Linked DNA regions of Homo sapiens: region 2 is linked to region 1. Evidence: read pairs that join two places in POLR2A ChIA-PET (ENCODE). Cell type or tissue: GM12878. All regions are shown on one strand. Each heading gives the region's core, and the rest is flanking DNA. Links, peaks and the distances in the headings are about the cores only.

What was found. Peaks named below come from ENCODE experiments on the same cell type or tissue, not always from the same donor. Only the 100,000 strongest peaks of a DNase experiment are listed, where the experiment ranks them.
Region 2: POLR2A ChIA-PET joins it to region 1 with 5 read pairs; 4 of 35 experiments call an interaction of 5 or more read pairs at or near these places.

Annotation. Positions count from the first base shown.
Region 1 is chr1:206,496,675-206,501,066 of GRCh38, reverse strand. It overlaps IKBKE (inhibitor of nuclear factor kappa B kinase subunit epsilon), which reads right to left. Exons shown (of 22, transcript NM_014002.4): 22 at 4,178-4,392. IKBKE-AS1 (IKBKE antisense RNA 1) reads left to right here and starts at 3,339. Exons shown (of 2, transcript NR_172918.1): 1 at 3,339-3,473. RefSeq lists an enhancer at 3,245-3,394. In GM12878, for the core only: no CTCF peak of the experiment used is centred there; no DNase peak of the experiment used is centred there; H3K4me3 peaks cover 440 bases; H3K27ac peaks cover 1,302 bases.
Region 2 is chr1:206,427,928-206,432,319 of GRCh38, reverse strand. SRGAP2 (SLIT-ROBO Rho GTPase activating protein 2) reads right to left here. Exons shown (of 23, transcript NM_015326.5): 14 at 2,098-2,158. Among named protein-coding and RNA genes, the nearest start is that of IKBKE, 40 kb to the left of the region's middle. In GM12878, for the core only: no CTCF peak of the experiment used is centred there; a DNase peak (open chromatin) is centred at 1,789.

The DNA.
Region 1 (4,392 bases), core at 306-4,305:
GAAAAAATCATCCAAGCATGGCTGGGCGCGGTGACTCACGCCTATAATCCCAGCGCTTTGGGAGGCCGAGGCAGAGAGATCACCTGAGGTCAGAAGTTTGAGACCAGCCTGGCCAAACATGGTGAAAACCCCATCTCTACTAAAAATACAAAAATTAGCCAGGCATAGTAGTGGGCACCTGTAGACCCAGCTACTCGGGAGGCTGAGGCAGGAGAATGGCTTGAACCTGGGAGGTGGTTGCAGTCAGCCGAGATCACGCCACGGAACTCCAGCCTGGGGGACAGAGTGACACTCTGTCTCAAATAAATAAATAATAAATAAATAAATAAATAAATAAATAAATAAATAAAAATATAGGCCGGGCACGGTGGCTTATGCCTGTAATCCCAGCACTTTCGGAGGCTGAGGTGGGCGGATCAGGAGATCGGGAGATCGAGACCATGCTGGCCAACGTGGTGAAACCCTGTCTCTACTAAAAATACAAAAATTAGCTGGGCGTGGTGGTGCATGCCTGTAGTACCAGCTACTTGGGAGGCTGAGGCAGGAGAATGACTTGAACCAGGGAGTCAGAGGTTGCAGTGAGCCAAGATCGCACCACTGCACTCCAGCTGGGCAACAGAGCGAGACTCTGTCTTAAAAAAAAATAAATATATAAACATAAATAAAAATCTTTGAAGCAGTTTGGAAGTGAACCCAAAATGACCAGTTGCAGCAATCCTGTGAGGATACTGAAGCAAGGTGGCTCCATGAAAGCAAACGGTGGTTCCAGTAGGAGGGTGGCCTGGCCATGGTTGAGATCCATCCTGTCCTTAGACTGGCTGCCCTGGCCTCAGCTCTCAGGGTGGGTGTGGAGTGGGGTGCCTGGTCCAGTGTACCACGCACTGCCAATTGGCCTCTGTTGGGCCATTCACATGCCCTCTGCAGGATCTTTGTAAACTCTGCCTCAGTGTTCTCAAACCTGAGCTGGTGTGAGAATCACCAGGGAAGCTCATCAATAATACAGATTCCTGAGCCACACCCTTACGGATTGGATTCAGGAGCTGAGTGGGATCCCAGAATATGTGTTTTGAAACCAGGACACCAGTCTCAAGAGAGGAAACTGTGTGGATTCTGGGAGAGAAAGAGAGATATAGCCCTGTAGCGCCCTGCCCTCCAGAACTGACTGTACTTCTTGCCTGGGTTCCTGGGACAGGCCCCCTCATCCTTCCAGTTAGGCCCCCTTTTAGCTTGGATCAGCCTGTTTTAAGAGGCTGCTAGCCATGAATCTGAATGCCACATGGAATCTTCCCAGATATCTGTGACTGATCTGAGCCCCCGACTCAGCCCATACGAGACAAGAACTTGTTTCCTCTACCTACCCTGTGCAGGGGCTCATAGCTGAATGAGGTGGGGAGGGGATGGGGAAGGTGAGCGGAGTATGCAGAGAACTATTGTGTTAATAATACTGTGTTTGGGGCCAGTGCGGTGGCTCATGCCTGTAATCCCAGCCCTTTGGGAGGCCGAGGTGGGTGGATCACCTGAGCTCAGGAGTTCAAGACCAGCCTGACCAACATGGAGAAACCCCGCCTCTACTAAAAATACAAAATCAGCCGGGCGTGGTGGCACACGCCTGTAATCCCAGATACTCAGGAGGCTGAGGCAGGAGAATCGCTTGAATCCGGGAGGCAGAGGTTGCGGTGAGCCGAGATAGTGCCATTGCACTCCAGCCTGGGCAACAAGAGCAAAACTGCGTCTCACATAATAACAATAATAATAATAATATTGAGTTTTAGGCACTTTATGCACATAGCTAATCTATTCCTACCCACAACTTTCCACTCACCACACGGGCACCGAGGAGTAGTATCTTTAAAATACCAGTTGGACTTGACCTAAAACCTCTCTGTGGTCCTCTGGGGTAAAGTCCAAGTTCCTCAGTGTGGCCTGCAAGGACCTTTTGGACTGGCTCCTCCCTTTCCACAATACCAGCATCCTACTTTAACCTACTCTCCAGTCATATAGAAATACTAGTAGCTCTTCCCATGCCTGTGCCACTGCTGCTCCCACGGCCAGGAATGCCTCCCACACCTTCTTTGCTAGGTATCACCTGCTCACCTGCTAAGACCACTTTGGATTCACCTGTTCTCAGTCACTCCCTGACACTTAGGAAGTTTCCCAGCCTGACCTAAGCACCCTCCCCTGTGAGGATGGTGACTCAGGACCACACTGGATGTTTGCATTCCTAGCATAGCACCTCCTCCATGATGGGAAGCTATCTGTGGCATACCTGTCTTCCCCCATAGAGGTGAGCTCCCCATGAGCCAGAAAGGTGGCTTAGTCACCTCTGTAGTTCCAGCATCCCGTGGGCCTGGTACACTGTAAGGGCTCAGATCATGTCTGGTGAACTGAATGGGCTCTTTTCATTTTAAGTGTTATGTTAGGAATCACTGCAGAGAATGGAGAGGTACATTAAAGAGGTCTTCAGACACCTGAGGATCTTATGGGTTGTTCTGGGTCTTGGTCCAGTTCCTCATTTCCTACTGAGATGGAATCAGCAGCTCTGCAGAACCTCAGATCCAGGGAGGCACTGATGTCAGCAGCTCTGCCTTGCATAGAAATGAACTGAAGCCACTGGGCGTGGTGGCTCACGCCTGTAATCCTAACACTTTGGGAGGCCAAGAAAGGAGGGTTGCTTGAGCTCAGGAGTTCAAGACCAGCTTGTGCAACATAGTGAGACCTCATCTCTACAAAAAATATAAAATTAGCTGGGTGTGGTGGTGCACGCCTGTAGTCCCAGCTACTTGGAAGGCTGAGGCAGGAGGATTGCTTGGTCCTACAGTGAGTAGTAGTGGTGATCGCTTGATCACTACAGTGAGTCGAGGCTGTAGTGAGCCAAGATTATACCATTCCACTGCAACCTGGGCAACAGAGCAAAACCCTGCCAAAAAAAAAAAAAGAAGGAAAATTAAAAAAAAAAAACAACTGAACTGAAGCCTTTGAGTGAGTTTGTCCGCCACATCTCATAGGCTTTGCTCATGAGATCATACAGCCTGGATCATATCATCTCCCAAAAATCTGTATTTGGCATTCAGGGATCCCCTGGCTCCTTCACTGAGCTCCACCAAGCACATGGGGTTTTGCAAGCTGTTGCTGCCAGGGAAAACCCATTGTGGGACTTCCCTGAAGGGCCACTCATGGGCTGGAAGTGTTGGCCAGAAATTCAGGCCAGCAGAGTGGACGAGAGGTGGTCTAGTACCCAGGAACATCAAGGCGGCAGCTGGTCTCTGAGGCCCCAGGACTTGAACCCCTGGGCTTAAGTGACTCCACGGGCTTGAGGCCCAAATAACAAACACAAAGCCACTTGGACCTGATGCAAGGAAACAACCTCCAGCCACCTTCCCCCAGGCCTTTAGAGTGCTGGTCTTTGCACAGAGAAGCACCACAGAGGACAGAAGCCTCCAGGACTCACCCTTCCCCATTTCTGGCCCTACCAGGTGAGTAGAGTGGCCTCAGGATGTGGGGGCTCCCATGAAGATGGACAGGAAGGATCTCTGGGGTTATTTCCAGTCAAGCATAATGCTGTCTTCACGCTTCGAAGCACACAGTGGGGCTTCCCACTCGTCTCTCTCTCCTACTGGGGCTACCTTACTGCATTTCCCCTTCCCCTTCCTTCACCCACCCAGGTAGGTGGGTAGTCCAGCTCTGGTTTATGGGAAGGCTGGAGGTAAATTTGCAAGCAGTTTGCAAAAGTCAGAATGCCTTGCCCAGGCACCACTCTAGATTCTAGACAAAATGAAGGAATGCTTAAAATAACCCATAATACTATTCAAACCCACTATTTAGGACATAGCCTAGGTTTTGAATAGCTGTGGAGATGGGAAAAAAGCAGTAGCCACTTAGATGGTGGGTTTGAAGGAAAAAAAAAAAGAAGAATACCTTTCTCCCTAAGTTCCAGGCCCCTCACACAGCTTTCCAAATGATGCGGGGGCAAGAGAATGGAAGGAATGGGAAGGCACCCCTTGGGTTCTTCCTTGAAATTAGGGCCCATTTAGGGGAAAGGCAGAAATCAGGACATGACCAATTCCCACCCCCATTTCCCAGCACTTCTCACAGATCCCCGCCCAGACCCCACTTGGTTGCCAAGCACACCCAGCTGAGAGCCCTGCCTTGCAGACACAGCCCAGGGAGAGCCACCAGAAACAGAAGCAAAGGCCACATTTATTCCACTTCTTGAAGGTGCAGGCCTTGGACCTGCCCAGACTCACAGTCCTGGCTGCATGTCCCAGGACCAGCTGGAGCCTCAGAGAGTGAGGGAGAGCCAAAGGGGCCCCAAGACACTGGCACTGGCCTTGGCCACCCATTTTCTCAACTTTAGGCTCAGTCAGACCAAGCATAGAAAGAACAGGAGGCTCT
Region 2 (4,392 bases), core at 144-4,143, 69 kb after region 1:
AACATATAAATGTGCCTGTTTCCCCAGAGCTTCACCACAGTAATGGTGAAGCACTCACGCACTGTGGCTGTAAGGGGCAGAAACAGGTACATTCATGCCACAATATCTGGAACCTGCCCACTTTTCAGCAAATACCACAGCTAACACCCTGGTCTAGGCCGCCATCATGTCTTCCTCAGGCTACTGCAGTTGCTTCCTGTCTCCTTCTTACAGTCTTAGCTCCATAGAGCATCAGGGATCCTTTAAAAAGATGACTCCCTGTTCAAAATTCTCCAGTGGCTTCCCATCTTCCTCAGAATAAAATCCAATCCTAGCACATGAGGCCCTAAGAGTCTGGCTTCCAGCTTCATCTCCTGCCGCTTCCTTTTTCATTTGCTCTGCTCCAGCTACGCTGGCTTCCTGCATATGGCAAGGATCTCTGCACTTGTTCCCGCTCCCCAAGATACTCTTCCCCAGATATCCACAAGGCTTACTCCCTCACAACTCTGCCCTAATGTCACTTTAGGAGAGGCCTTTTCCCTGAACCAGCTTCAAACAGTGTTCCCTCTTCCTTCTCCATCCCCTCACCCTGCTTTACTTTTCTTCATGACATTCACCAATACCTGACATACTGTATTTACTGGCTGATCAATTGGTCATTTGCTTATCCACCTTTCAGTGGAATGTAAGGTTTATGAAGGCAGAAACTTTTTGTTGGGATATAATAAGCAACTAATATGTATTCGTTCAATGAATGAAATGTATGCTAATGAACAGTGGCTCAGACTTTCTTCTTCCTATTGTCTCTTAGGCACAAATAATTCATCCTCCCCTGAACTCCGTTTGGACTTTTCTTTGCAAACTGTTTGACTGTTAATCATTACTATCTTGTGAAATTTCTTATACTCTATTCTGAATTACCACAGCTTATCCCTTTTTATTTAACTTATCACTTGCTTACTTATTTCTCCCAACTGCATCACAAAACCACTTAAAGACAGGAAGAGTATATTATTCCTGTTTCTGTTTTCCTGCATGGCAATGCATGGTACCCAGCATTGATCAGGGACTTGATAAATTTGTTGACTGTTCAATACTGATATACAATGCTGTTACTTTAAATGAATAGGGATAAAATTTAAAAATTATAGCTGATTAGAATGAGATCAATTGTAACCATGCTATAATAATTACTATTCCAAAAATGAACCTGAGCAATGTCCCAGTTTACAGGGAGAGAAAAAGACAAGGAGAGGGAGAGAGAATAGCTGCCTCTGAATTTAGACAAGCAATATTTTATCTACCTCCTTAGCTCCAGAAAGGTCACTCTGCCCCTTTTCCTATCACAGAAAGAACAGCATCTAAAAACAATTTCTGATGCTCAGTTCCTAGAAATTTTCATAGCACTAGTTCTGTCCTTTATAAACACTCTAATCCCTGGGAAATCAATTCTCTGGCAATTATTTCGATCGCTAAATTCTGTCCAATGAGACCAGTAGCTGGTGAGGAATGGTGTTTATAAGATTCAGCTTCATCCAAGTAGAAGAGAGTATGATTTCACCTAGGCTGAGAAGCAGCCTGCCTCTGCAGATTCTCAAAAGTTGGATACAACTTTAAGACCAGCTACTAACTCAGCCCTTGGCCATGCTGTATCCAGTGAGACCAAACCAGAACAAAAACTGATTATTAGGAATCACTGCAACATTGGGAAAGGAGTTGTTTTCAAACTAGTCTGGTACAGAAAGTGACAAAATGGTCAGGCTGTACAGTGGGAGATACCCACACTTGCAAAGACTGTGAGTAATGGTGAAACTACTGTTACCACATAATAGCAGCTGTATTTACATAACAGCTGCAATTTCAAACTTACTCTCAAGCTAAAAAAATGCTGCGTGATAAGTGGCTGAGGCATTTTGTGTCAAAATATATGATGCATTTCTTTCAATGTCTAGGTGTGGCTATTTTGAGGTAGCAAAAGTTATGTGGACAAGTAAGAATTTATTCCTTTTCTGAGAATGCCAGGATGGGAAGTCAATCTCTATTCTTACTCTACAAAGAATTCCTGGAAGTTCTTCCCAATCTTTGCACAAATATGGACAAGGCTGTCATCCTGCTTACCGTGTCTGCTGATAAACCGGATACAGCTTTCCACCACCAGAGGAATTGCCTGGCTGGAGTCCTGAAAAGCCAAAGGGAAACACAACATTAGAATATTCAAACAGGGATAGCCCAGGGTCAGAGAAAACGGGCCAAACCGTGCAGAACTGTCTTAGCGGATCACCAGCCGGTCTACAAAGAAGCACCTGGCCTGTCCTCCAAGTTCCAGAGCACAAAAATACAACCACCCACATGGAATGCTACACAGATGCCTTAAAGTTAGCATGTCCTAAACAAAACTGATCATCTTCTGCCCCAAACCAGTTTCTCACCACCTTCTCCACCACCTAATTAATTAATATTCTGTCATGTCTGCCTTCTAAATATCTCTCAAATCCATTCGCTTCTCTCTATCTCAACTGCCCCCAACCTAGTTCAATCCACCAATACCTCAATTCCCATCCTTGCCATCTTCTGACCCGCATTTCTCTTCCTTCACATAGTAATTAGGTAATCTTAAAAGGGCACATTTCATTATTTAAACTCTTTCAAAGACCTCTCATTACTCTCTTACACGGCCTTGCATGCCAGGAATACTGCCTGTGCCTCCAGTTCCACTGCCTGTTCTTTCCCCTAGCTTCTGCTACAGCTATGCTGGCCACGTTTCTGTTCTGCAAAGTCCTCCTTTGCCTCGTGGCTTTGCATGAGCTGCTCCTGCTGGGGGTATGTTCTCCTCAACCCTGACTGTGACTCCAATGTGTGGATGTGAATATTTGTTGGCACTTGTCACCACTACAGCTCAAACTTCACAAGAGCAGATCCTATGTCAATTCCTGGGTGTCCAGGGTTGGCCATGATGCTCTCACATAAGAGGTGCTCAATTATTCTCAGTTGAAGGTAGCAGAATGAACCAATGGGAGCTTCAGAAAGAGGGTTTGTTTGGTATAAAGGTAAGATAGAAAAGAAAAACTAACTCTAAATAGTGGGGACTAACAGGTACTAAGCAAAGAAGCAGGCCTCCCAGATGTCAATCTTTGCTCTGTTGTTTTGCTTCACAGTCTGGCTCATGTCACTGAACTTTTTTGGGCCTCAATTTGCCTTCTACAGACTGGGGAGGGGACTGGAGGCAAGGAGAGTAATATTTCCTATTAACACATGAACATTAGTGCCTACCATTTATAGAGGAATTTAAAGAGGTGTGAGGCCATGTACTAAGTCCTTTAGATGGACTAGTGCTGGTAACAATCCTATGGAGTACATATTATTATTATTATACTCATTAAAATGAAAAAGTGAGGCCAGGTGCGGTCGCTCACACCTGTAATCCCAGCACTTTGAGAGGCCGAGGCCAGCAGATCACTTGAGATCAAGAGTGTGAGACCAGCCTGGGCAACAGACTCTGTCTCTACTAAAAATAGCCTGGCATGGTGTTGCACACCTGTGGTCCCAGCTACTTGCGAGGCTGAGGTGGGAGGACTGCTTGAGCCCAGAGGACAGAGGTTGCACTGAGCCAAGATCAAGCCACTGCACTCCAGCCTGGGTGATGGAGCGGGACCCTGTCTCAAAAAAGAAAAAGAAAAGAAAAATGAAGAAATGAAGGCTTAGTGAGGTTAAGTAGCTGCTATGGTCACACAGCTGGCAAGTGGCAAAACCAGGATTCAAACCCAGGCAATCTCCCTCGGAGACCTAACACTTTGCCACTACCCATACTGCACCCTAGGCATTCAGCAAACATTGCCAGGTGTGCATACCAAGTATTACTCAAAACTAGTAGGGTTTTATTTTATATATACAATTTCTTTTTCTTTTTTTTTTTTTTTTTTGAGACAGAGTCTCAATCAGTCGCCCAGGCCAGACAGAGTGCAGTGGTGCGATCTCAGGTCACTGCAAGCTCTGCCTCCCAGGTTCATGCCTTTCTCCTGCCTCAGCTTCCCGAGTAGCTGGGAATACAGGCACCTGCCACTATGCCCAGCTAATTTTTTTGTATTTTTAGTAGAGACAGGGTTTCATTGTGTTAGCCAGGACGGTCTCGATCTCCTGACCTCGTGATCCGCCTGTCTCGGCCTCCCAAAGTGCTGCGATTACAGGCGTGAGTCACCACGCCCGGCCTATTTTATATTTTAAATTAATTTATTGTTTTTAGAGACAGGGTTTCCCTCTGTAGCCTAGGCTGGAGTGCAGTGGTGCGATCATAGCTCAATGTAACCTTGAGCAAATAGTCTCAAGTGATCCTCCTGCCTCAGCCTCCTGAGTAGCTGGAACTACAGGTACCCAGACCACACCCAGCACGTTTTTATTTTACATAGAGGGTCTTGC